2 separate regions of the Homo sapiens genome follow, and region 2 is linked to region 1. A link is a contact called in ENCODE Hi-C or POLR2A ChIA-PET data. All regions are on one chromosome and are shown on one strand. The core of a region is the stretch at or near the end of the contact, and the rest is flanking DNA. Distances in the headings are between cores, read along the strand shown.

What was found. A loop is a pair of places that touch in the nucleus more often than their neighbours do. ChIA-PET counts read pairs that join two places held with the same protein, here RNA polymerase II (POLR2A).
Region 2: a map of PC-9 shows a loop between it and region 1 (2.5-fold over the local background). The contact joins the promoter of UCA1 here to the promoter of CYP4F11 in region 1. A Hi-C loop is called at or near these places in 1 of 168 maps with a recorded cell type or tissue (PC-9). POLR2A ChIA-PET finds 5 or more read pairs at or near these places in 1 of 52 experiments (PC-9).

Annotation. Positions count from the first base shown.
Region 1 is chr19:15,933,124-15,939,207 of GRCh38, forward strand. CYP4F11 (cytochrome P450 family 4 subfamily F member 11) reads right to left here and starts at 1,406. Exons shown (of 12, transcript NM_021187.4): 1 at 1,088-1,406. The coding sequence starts at 1,285.
Region 2 is chr19:15,826,808-15,832,754 of GRCh38, forward strand. It overlaps UCA1 (urothelial cancer associated 1), which reads left to right and starts at 2,140. Exons shown (of 3, transcript NR_015379.3): 1 at 2,140-2,531; 2 at 4,448-4,549. It overlaps LOC124900418 (collagen alpha-1(I) chain-like), which reads left to right and starts at 2,140. Exons shown (of 3, transcript XM_047439793.1): 1 at 2,140-2,531; 2 at 4,448-4,549. RefSeq lists an enhancer at 1,384-2,583.

The DNA.
Region 1 (6,084 bases), core at 156-2,655:
GGAGAGGAATGAGTGAGCGGGGAGAGGAATGAGTGAGTGGGGAGAGGAATGAGTGAGTGAGGAGAGGAATGAGTGAGTGAGGAGAGGAATGAGTGAGTGAGGAGAGGAATGAGTGAGCGGGGAGAGGAATGAGTGAGCGAGGAGAGGAATGAGTGAGTGAGGAGAGGAATGAGTGAGTGAGGAGAGGAATGAGTGAGTGAGGAGAAGAATGAGTGAGTGAGGAGAAGAATGAGTGAGTGAGGAGAGGAATGAGTGAGTGAGGAGAGGAATGAGTGAGTGAGGAGAGGAATGAGTGAGTGAGGAGAAGAATGAGTGAGTGAGGAGAGGAATGAGTGAGTGAGGAGAAGAATGAGTGAGTGAGGAGAGGAATGAGTGAGTGAGGAGAAGAATGAGTGAGTGAGGAGAGGAATGAGTGAGTGAGGAGAAGAATGAGTGAGTGAGGAGAGGAATGAGTGAGTGAGGAGAAGAATGAGTGAGTGAGGAGAAGAATGAGTGAGTGAGGAGAGGAATGAGTGAGTGAGGAGAAGAATGAGTGAGTGAGGAGAGGAATGAGTGAGTGAGGAGAAGAATGAGTGAGTGAGGAGAAGAATGAGTGAGTGAGGAGAGGAATGAGTGAGTGAGGAGAAGAATGAGTGAGTGAGGAGAGGAATGAGTGAGTGAGCAGAGGAATGAGTGAGTGAGGAGAAGAATGAGTGAGTGAGGAGAAGAATGAGTGAGTGAGGAGAGGAATGAGTGAGTGAGCAGAGGAATGAGTGAGCGAGAAGAGGAATGAGTGAGTGGGCAGAGGAATGAGTGAGCGGGGAGAGGAATGAGTGAGCGGGGAGAGGAATGAGTGAGCGGGGAGAGGAATGAGTGAGCGGGGAGAGGAATGAGTGAGTGGGCAGAGGAATGAGTGAGTGGGCAGAGGAATGAGTGAGCGGGGAGAGGAATGAGTGAGTGGGCAGAGGAATGAGTGAGCTGCCTCCCTCTCTTCTCTGTGTTCCCACACCCCAGCCACCCTCAAAACCCAGCTCCCTGAGCCCCATTCCTGCCCCTCAGGAACTCCATGCATCCTGAGACCCCAGACCCGTCCTGCTGACAAACTCACCAGGCCCTGGTGTCCCCAAAACCAGTTCTGTTTCGGGGGTTGAGGAAAACACTGGAGGCGGCGGCAGTTGTCATAGAAGGTGTAGGTCCAGGCCAGGACGCGGGCCAGGAGCCAGGAGCCTCCAACCAGCAGCAGAAGCAGCCACGGGGATGCTGCCACGGGCCCGAGGCCCAGCCAGGACAGGCTCAGCTGCGGCATCCTGCAGGGCAGACGGGATGGAGGGTGGGATCCTGAGGCCCAGGGAAGGGCCCAGGAAGCTCCAAGGACAGTGGAAAGGGGCAAGGATGGGCAGTGCTGGAGGCAGATCAGGGAAGGCTCTGAGATGGGTAAACAAGAGCTGAGATCTAAAGTCCAGAAATGCCCAATGAAAACCAGCAGCCAAGTGGCCTCCAGTTACACAGAAAGGGAAAGAGAGAGAGAGGCTGATTAGAATCCAAAAAGGCCCAGCCTGAATCACTGGGAGGTTGCCAGGGGTCCAGTTACCAGGAAATCACCAGTCTCCCAGGCCAGCAGCCTTGACCCACCCCAACCTTGGGCAGTCCCCTCCCCATCCCAGGCCAGGACCCTCCAGCCCTGCCACTGCCAGCCTGGCTCCTATCAGAAGCAGCTTGTCCCACATACCCTCCTCTCCCCCTCTGCTAGGAGGTCTTTGCCTCTGGCCCCTGATTTCCGGAAGGCTGTGGGAGGCGAGGCTGGGCTGGGCTGGTCGAGCCAATCCCCATGGACTGGGTGTGTCTTCCAAGCCTGGGCAACCAACCAAAACCTGGCGTAGGGCCAGCTGGGTGCAGAGGAGCCAGCTCAGGGTGACACAGCATGGGCACAGGATCCGCAGGTCTCAACATCTCACACCTGAGTGGGAGGGGATCTTGAGGAAGAGTCAAAGGTGACTCTGAGCCCCAAAGTTTACAGCCACCTTGCCCTTCCAAGGCAAGAGTGTGGCAGATAAAGTCATGAACTTGAGAGTTCAGGTGGCAAGAGAGTGGGGCCAGGCCAACCATTGTGCCAGATCATGTTCTGAGCTCCTCTCCACATGTGGTCCAGGAGTTCATCATGCACCATTTCTCAGTGCAGACTTAGGAGATTCAGAGACAGAAGCTCCTGGCCTCTGGCTTCACAGTCTGGCAGGAGTTCAAGTCCTGCCTCCAGGCAACCCAGGGCCTGGGTCGAGACATGACTGACAGGAGTAGGAACAAACTATCTAACTGTGCTGGGGATTACCCGGTCAGATTTTAGAGATAAAGAGCCCCGCTGGAGGAGAATACCTGGAGGCTAGGTTCAGCATAGGAGGACAGAGAGGGGAGATGGGAGGTAAGGCTGAGAGGGGCCATGAGTGGATGGGGCCAGGGACAGGAGGGCAGAGATGGGGGACCCTGAGTGGAGTCCTTATTCTGCCCTCCCCTTGCCCTAACTGTGGGTAGTGAGCCCCTCCTGGACTCAGGCTTCCCATCTGGGAAATGGGATGTCAGATAAGGCCTTAGAGGGGGACAGAGGAGGGATCACAGGAAAATGGGCCTTAGATGGGGACAGATGAAAGATTCTGAGGAGGGAGTGAAGGGAAGGGGCTGGCAGCTAGCACTTTAGCTGCTGTGTGTCAGTCTCTGCTCTTTGCAAAAGACAATATGCAAAGTTCTTTTACTGTGTACTGGACTCTAAATAAAGCACACCTACCATGTGCCAGGTACTCTGTATACATGTTGTGTACTGTGTGCCAAGTGCTCTATGAAAAGTGTGTCCACTGTGTGCTGGGCGCTCTACAGAAAATCTTGCTTCTTTGTTCTCGGTCCTCTATATAAAGTGAAATTTGTGCGGAGTAACTTATGTAAAGTGTACCTACTCTGCACCTGCTGCTCTATATAAAACACACCTACTGTGTGTCAGATGTTCTATGTAGAGCATGTTTACTACGTGCCTGGTGATCTATGTCAAGTGCACCTACTGTGTGTCAAGTGCTCTACATAAAGCGTGCCTACTCTGGGTGCTGGGTACTCTTCATAAACTGTGACTCCATGTGTCCGGTACTCTACATAAAGCACACCTACTGTATGCCAGATGCTCTACATAAAGTGTTCTTTCTGTGTGTCAAGTGCTCTACATAAAGCGTGCCTACTCTGGATGCTGGGTACTCTTCATAAACTCTGACTCTGTGTGGCCGGTACTCTACATAATGCACACCTACTGTGTGCCAGATGCTCTATATAAAGTGTTTTTTCTGTGTGTCAAGTGCTCCACATAAAGTAAAACTACTCTATGTAAAGTTCTTGACATAAAGAATGCCTACTGTGTGCAAGGCACTCTCCACAAAGCACTCCTACTATGTGGCAGGGGCTCTAGGTAAAGCATGCCTACTGTGTTCCACCTACTCTAGGTCAAGTGCACCTGCTCATGTCAGATGCTCACCCGCGTCACCATGCCCAAAGCCTTCACACCAACCTCCCCTCGGTTCTCTGAGCCAGAGCCCTGGGATTGTTGGAGAGACCTGAGTGATGGCATCCAGAGAAGGGAATGCATCCATTTAACAAAAGAGCAAACTGAGTCTCAGAGAGGGCAGGCCTCTAGCCCAAGTTACAGAGCTCACAGGAAGCCAGGTTTGTGAGATCCTCAAGCCCAAACCTTTTTCCTCTGCCATGCTGTTCTGCACCCATTCATTAGGGTCAATGCCATATTAATACAGGGACATGTATAAATGGAGGAATCTCAGGCAATGTCATGGTCCCAGAGGGGAAATATCTTGAGGTCTTTGAATCAGCACCTGGCTCCTCCTCCCACACCCCGGATGCTCCACCCAGCAGACCCAGGGCTCCCCTCCTGGCCCTCCTTGTATCCTGTCCAGAATTGCCCTGCCGGGTGGACTTGGGTGAGGGGGTGCTTGAAGGATGGGGCTCCTAGCACAGCTGCTAAGCAGGAGGGCAGGGAAGACAGTGCTCCTGACACTGGCTGGGTGTTGGGGAGCCCCAAAGCCTCCCCCACCCCACCACCACTGCCAGCTCAATCAACCAGGGGATTCAGGCTCCTGGCCCTACAGCCTCAGTGGGGTAGGGTGCATCCCCCAAAATCCCTACTCCCTCTGCAAGGACAGACCTCACCTACTGGCAGTTCCATCCCTGTTAGGCTCAGGGAGCAAAGCCAGAGTTTGATGAACAGGCGGGGTTATAGGGACACAGAAGAAAGCGCTCCCAGTGGCTAGAGGGGTTTGGCACACTGTAGACCACCTGTGTGCCTGGGATGAGCAGGCAGCCTAGAGCAGGAATGGTGGCCACCACCATTTGCCGACATAACCTACACAGCCTGTTTTAAGTCCTTTAAGTATATTAGTCACCTTGTTTTTCATTTTACAAATGAAACATTAAGCCTGGAAGATACTTAAGTGACCACCCACAGTTGCACAGCTGGTGGAGCCGGGCTATACACCCAGACCTCCCACCCAGCCTCACATTGTGCTACCCTCACCACCGGGCCGTGCTCCTTCACGTCTGTAAATGGGCGTTTCAGCAGCACCCACCTCACATGGTTGTCATAATACTTAAAAAGACAATGCATGCAAAATGCACAAGGCAGACTAAAGGTTCAGCAAGTGCAACTCACTGTTCCTGCTGTTGTTGCAGTTGCTGTGTAAGCTGCATATGGGGTTTGACCTGGATCCCACAGGGGGCAGAGACATGGCCTTGCACTGTATTAGAGAAGGGACCTAAAGGTCCAGCCTGTCCTCACCACGTGTTCTCTTTGGCTGTAGATTATGGCTAGGGGAGCAACCTCCTAGACACAGGAGGCTTGGCCTGAATCCAGAAGAGTTATCTGTGGTGAAGTAGTAACAGAAAATTTGAACACCTGTTAGGTGTTAAGGCAGACTCACAGGTGGATTCTTGCAGGGGAGATGCCAGCTGTTCTGGTTCTGGGAACTGAACAATCCGTGGAGCCCAGCCTCCCATCTAGTGAAGAAGTGAGCTCTACACAGCCCAGCTACTGCATCCATGAGAGTCTCTGCTTGAATGTCCCCCAACATGGAGACCTCAGCACACACACACACACACACACACACACACACACACACTCTGCCTTTACAGCAGTGGTCCCCAACCCTTTTGGCACCAGGGACCAGTTTCGTGGAAGACAATTTTTCCACAAGTTGCAGCAGGGGGAGGAGAGGCAAAGATGGTTTCAGGATGATTCAGGTGCATCACATTTATTGTGCACTTTATTTCTATTATTATTACATTGTAATATATTATGAGGTAATTATACAACTCACCGTCATGTAGAATCAGGGAGCCCTGTGCTTGTTTTCCTGCAACTAGATGATCCCATGTGGCGGTGATGGGAGACAGTGACAGATCATCAGGCATTAGATTTTCATAAGGTGCACACAATCTAGATTCCCTGCATGTGCATTTCACAGTAGGGTTTGCACTCCTTTGAGAATCTAATGCTGCTACTGATCTGACTGAGCATTACTGAGCTCAGGCAGTAATGCGAGTGATGTAGAGCGACTCTAAATACCGAAGAAGTTTTGCTCATTTGCCCACCGCTCACCTTCTGCTGTGTGGTACAGTCCCTAACAGGCCACAGACCAGTACCAGTCTGCTGCCTGGAGGTTGGGGGTCCCTGCTTTACAGAATATTAGAGGGTAGATACTCTACGGAAATGAGCCTCAAACTCAACCAGTTCTAAATCAATGAGAAAGGGGATCATTTAAAATGCATCTTCCTCTATGTACACACATGTCAAGGGAGGCAAGATATGAGGCTAAGGGATTGAGGTACAGAACAGCAGGTATGTCTGCAAGATTTTCACAGAAATTAGGTGAACAGTGCACACATGCATACACTTCTATCTGTCATATTTGTATAAATAAACTCTAGCATGAATAATTTTTAAGCTTAGAGTATAGAAGTTTATGGGCCGAGCACGGTGGCTCATGCCTGTAATCCCAGCACTGTGAGAGGCCGAGGTGGGTGGATCACCTGAGGTCAGGAGTTTGAGAACAGCCTGGCCAACGTGAT
Region 2 (5,947 bases), core at 890-3,389, 110 kb before region 1:
AGCCACCACGCCCAGCTGAGATGCTTTTTCAAGAGTCGCCTTAACATGAAGTCACTGTGTGAGGGTTTCGGCTCTCGAGTCAAGATAATTCACTTACTTTTAAAAGAAAATACTCAGCGTTTGAAGAAACCAACAAAATCCCTCAAACTCAGTGTCCATATAGATAGGCAGGGAAGACAAATTGTAAGGCGCTTGTATTTTATATAGCTCAACAAGAGAAGCACAAGTATCTATCCCTTTCAGACAACAAAGATGTGCCATTTAATTATTATTTCCATGACAATACACAGTTGAATAAATCATTATATTTGAATGCTTCTTGGTGTTGCCAAGTCCTGACCCACAGGGTTTTGTATTAATCTCTGAAGTCCAGGTACCAGGAAAGAGAAGAGTTATTCACCGTCACAAGTTCTCACTCTGGAAAGGAGAAAAATGGATGTTTTAATGAATCTTTGTAATTTACCAATTTAACTATGACACTTTATTGTGGAAATGTATTCATTTCGCTGCAGCCATAATGGAAGAGTGATTTTCCTTACTTTGCTGAGATTCTCAGCCCCAGTAGCCTTCTCAAGGCTAAGCCCTGGAATTCCATTTGAAATCACCCAAAAGAAAAGAACAAATATGAGAAATGTATCACACGCCATCTGGGTAAGACAAAATGTAAATTAAAAGCTTTATCGGATGATGGGTGGCTCATGCCTGTAATCCGAGCACTTTGGGAGGCCAGCCGGTGGATCATTTGAGGTCAGAAGTTCGAGACCAGCCTGGCAAACATGGTGAAACACCATCTCTACTAAAAATACAAAAATTAGCCAGGTGTGGTGGCAGGTGCCTGTAATCCCAGCTACTCCGGAGGCTGAGGCAGGAGAATCACTTGAACCTGGGAGGCGGAGGTTGCAGTGAGCCGAGATGGCACCACTGTACTCCAGGCTGGGCAACAGATCAAGACTCTGTCTCAAAAAAAAAAAAAATTAATGGATGAAATATAAGGCTAGACATTTCTTTTCTTTTTTCTTTTTTTTCTGAAATACACCTCTTTCTTGCCTCCTTGGATATATTCTATCTTGTCTATCAAACTCTACTAATAAAATCCATTTGATATTTAATTTTTTAAAAACTGAGGTTCAGGCTGGGTGCAGTGGCTCACACCTGTAATCCCAGCACTTTGGGAGTTTGAGGCAGGAAGATCGCTTGAGCCCGGGAGTTTGAGGTCAGCCTAGGCAATGTAGTGAGACCCTGACTCTATTATAAGTAAGTAAGTGAAAAAAAAATTTTCAAGGTGACAAACCCAGGGAGGGGTAGGGCAAACTGGAATACCGGCAAGTCTGACTCAAGTGTCAGATCAGGTCATCCTATATAACCTCAGACATGCCCCAAACCCTGTGCTGCTCACATATATACTCAGTGACCACCCTCCCAGAAGACACTGCATTGTGTGCGTTTCAGCTTTTTGCGTCACCTCAGTGAAGGTGGTTTTCCTGTCCTTAGCCATAGTTTTCTCCCTTCACTAGGCTAAGAGGATTCAAAGGACAGGGATCATTCCAGTCTTTTCCCTTCAATAGCAGCATCTGAGTGGCTGACCAGAGAGGTATTTCCAAGAAGTGAAAACTGGGCTTGGGGTGAGAAAAGCTAAATGTCCTAAGGGGTTTCCTTTTAGATGACGGAGGGAGATACCAGGGGACTCCTCCCTCCCGGGAGGTAGGGGGAGGGGGTGCACCCGGCGGCTCCCCTGAGAGGCCCCACAGGCACATCTCAGGCTGTCCTCTGGGAAGAAATGACCCAGGAGCTGATATTCATGACCCTCCAAGAGACCCGGCAGCTTGTGGGCATCTCAGATGAGCCCCAGGCAGTTCTGAAACCCAGGACCAGGAAAAGATAAGAGGGTGGGCTGAGGTCACATCACCCTGTAACGTTTCCAAAAGGGAACTGTCAGGCCTCTGAGCCGAAGCTCAGCCATTGTAACCCCTGTGACCTGCACATATATGTCCAGGTGGCCTACAGGAGCCAAGAAGTCTGGAGCAGCTGAAAAACAAGGAAGTGAAACAGCCAATTCCTGCCTTAACTAATTAACCCACCTTACGACATTCCACCATTATGACGTGTTCCTGCCCTGCCCCAACTGATCAATCGACCCTGTGACATTCTTCTGGACAATGAGTCCCATCATCTCTCCACCATGCACCTTGTGACTCCCTCCTCTGCTGACAACAGATAACCACCTTTAACTGTAACTTTCCACAGCCTACCCCAGCCCTATAAAGCTGCCCCTCTCCTATCTCCCTTCGCTGACTCTCTTTTCAGACTCAGCCCACTTGCACCCAAGTGAATTAACAGCCTTGTTGCTCACACAAAGCCTGTTTAGGTGGTCTTCTATACGGACATGCTTGACACTTGGTGCCAAAATCTGGGCCAGGGGGACTCCTTCGTGAGACCGGCCCCCTGTCCTGGCCCTCATTCCGTGAAGAGATCCACCTGCGACCTCGGGTCCTCAGACCAGCCCAAGGAACATCTCACCAATTTCAAATCGGGTAAGTGGTCTCTTCACTCTTTTCTCCAGCCTCTGTCGCTACCCTCCAATCTCCCTGTCCAGTCTTTTTCTTCTCTAGTAGAGACAAAGGAGACACATTTTATCCGTGGACCCAAAACTCTGGCGCTGGTCACAGACTCAGGAAGACAGTCTTCCCTTGGTGTCTAATCACTGCGGGGACGCCTGCCTAATTATTCACCCACATTCCACTGGTGTCTGATCACCTTGGGGATGCCTGCCTTGGTCATTCACCCACATTCCCATGGTGGCAAGTCATTTGCGGGGACGCCTGCTTTGGCTGCTCACCCCCGCCCTTCTCCGTGTCTCTACTTCTCTCTTTAAACTTACCTCCTTCACTTTGGGCAATCTTCCGCCCTCCATTCCTCCCTCTTCCCCCTTAGCCTGTGTACTTAAAAACTTCTCTTAAACTAACACCTGATATAAAACTCAAACGTCTTATTTTCTTCTGCAATACTGCTTGGCCGCAATATAAACTTGACAATGGTTCCAAGTGGCCAGAAAACGGCACTTTTGATTTCTCCATCCTACAAGACCTAGATCATTTTTGTCAAAAAATGGGCACATGGTCTGAGGTGCCTTGCGTCCAGGCATTTTTTACACTTCGCTCCCTCCCAAGCCTCTGCTCCCAATGTGACTCATCCCAAATTTTTCTTCTTTCTCTCCCGTCCGTTCCTTCAGTCTCTACCCCAACCTCAGAGTCCCCTGAATCCCCCTTTTCTGCAGACCCCTCTGACCTCTCTCCCCCTCCCCAGGCCACTCCTTGGCAGGCTGAATCAAGTCCCAATTCTTCCTCAGCCTCCGCTCCCCCATCTTATAATTCTTCTATCACCTCCCCTCCTCAAACTTGGTCAGGCTTAGTTTCATTCCATGACTAGCTCTCCCCCACCTGCCCAACAATTTCCTCATAGAGAGGTGGCTGGAGCTGAGGGCACAGTAAAGGTTCATATACCTTTTTCTCTATCAGACCTTTCCCAATCAGTCAGCGTCTGGGCTCTTTCTCATCAGACCCCACTAAATATACACAGGAATTCCAATATTTGACTCAGTCCTACACTTTAACCTGCAGTGACCTAAATGTCATCCTGACCTCTACCCTCTCCCCAGATGAGCAGGAAAGAGTTTATACCCTAGCCCAATCTCACGCTAACACCCGCCGGCATCATGAGCCAGACCTCCAAGAAGGCATCAGGGCAGTTCCCTGAGAGGATCCTTGATGGGAATACCAGACAGGCTCCCCAGGTATAGCTAGGCGAGATTACATGGTCTCTTGCCTAGCTGAAGGGCTGAAAAAGGCAGCATACAAAGCTGTTAATTATGACAAGCTTTAAGAAGCCACCCAAGGTAAAGATGAAAATCCAGCCCAGTTCATGGCCCGTTTGGTGGCTACCCTTAGAAACTTTACAGCCCTAGACCCTGAAGGGCCAGAAGGCCATCTTATTCTCAATATGCATTTTATCACTCAGTCAGCTCCTGACATTACAAAAAAAGCTTCAAAAATTGGAATCTGGCCCTCAAACCCCACAACAGGAATTAATCAATCTCGCCTTCAAGGTGTTCAACAATAGAGAAGAGGCAGCCAAGCAGCAACGTCTTTCAGAGCTGCAATTGCTTGCCTCTGCTGTAAGACAAACCCCAGCCATGCCTTCAGCACACAAAAACTTCAGAGCAACCAAACCACAGCCTCTAGGCACTCCTTTAAAACCATCTCATGGACCTTGCTTCAAGTGCCGCAAAACTGGCCACTGGGCCAAGGAATGCCTGCAGCCCGGGATTCCTCCTAAGCCTGTCCCACCTGTGCGGGACCCCACTGGAAATCGGACTGTCCAACTAATATCACAGCCCCTTCTAGGGTCCCTGGAGCTCTGGCTCAAAGCTCTCTGGCTGACTCCTTCCCAGATCTCCTCGGCTTAGTGGCTGAAGACTGATGCTGCCCGATCGCCTCAGAAGCCCCTTGGACCATCACAGATGCCGAGCTTCGGGTAACTCTTACGGTGGAGGGTAAGTCCATCCCCTTTTTAATCAATACGGGGGCTACCCACCCCACATTACCTTCTTTTCAAGGGCCTGTTTCCTTTGCCCCCGTAACTGCCGTGGGTATTGACGGCCAAGCTTCTAAACCCCTTAAAACTCCCCAACTCTGGTGCCAACTTGGACAACATTCTTTTATGCACTCCTTTTTAGTTAACCCCACCTGCCCAGTTCCCTTATTAGGCTGAGATATTTTAACCACATTATCTGCTTCCCTGACTATTGCTGGGCTACAGCCACACCCCATTGCTGTCCTTTTCCCCAATTCAAGGCCTCTTTCGCATCCTCCCCTTGTATCTCCCCACCTTAATCCTCAAGTATAGGATACTTCTACTCTTTCTTTGGCAACTGACCATGCACTCCTTACCATTCCATTAAAACCTAATCACCCTTACCCTGCTCAATACCAGTATCCCAGCCCGCAGCAGGCTTTAAAGGGAACTGAAGCCTGTTATCACTTGCCTGTTACAACGTGGCCTTTTGAAGCCTACAAATTCTCCTTACAACTCCCCTATCCTACCCATCCAGAAACCGGACAAGTCCTAGAGGCTAGTTCAAGACCTTCACCTCATAAATCAGATTGTCCTTCCCATCCATCCTGTTGTGCCAAACCCTATACTCTCCTCTCCTCGACACCCCCTTCCACAACTCATTATTCTGTTATCCACCTCAAAGATGCCTTCTTTACCATCCCCTTGCATCCCTCCTCCCAACCTCTTTTCACCTTTACTTGGACTGACCCTGACACCCACCAGTCCCAGCAATTCACCTGGATTGTCCGACCCCAAAGTTTCAGGGACAGCCCACACTACTTTGGTCAGGCCCTCTCTCATGACTTTCTTTCTGCCCATCTGCCTCCCACCTTATTCAATATGTTGAAGACCTTCTTCTTTGCAGCCCTTCTTACCAATCTTCCCAGCAGGACACTATCCTATCCTACTTCTTCAATATCTCTACTCAAAGGGGTACTGAGTATCCCCCTCTAAAGCTCATATTTCCTCCCCTAGTGTTACATATCTCGACATAGTCCTCCATCAACATACACGCACTCTTCCTGCAGACTGTGTTCAGTTAATCTCCCAGACCCTATTCCCCACCACCAAACAACAACTCCTTTCCTTCTTAGGCGTTGTTGGATACTTCCGACTCTGGGTACCAAGGTTTTGCCATTCTAACCAAACTGCTTTACAAACTCACTAAAGGTAATTTAGCTGATCCCATAGACCATAAGTCCTTTCCCCATGCTTCCTTTCATTCTCTCAAAAAGGCCCTAGAAACAGCTCCCACACTAGCACTCCCTGACTTGTCCCAACCTTTTTCCTTACACACAGCTGAAACACAAGGCTGTGCTGCTGGAGTTCTCACACA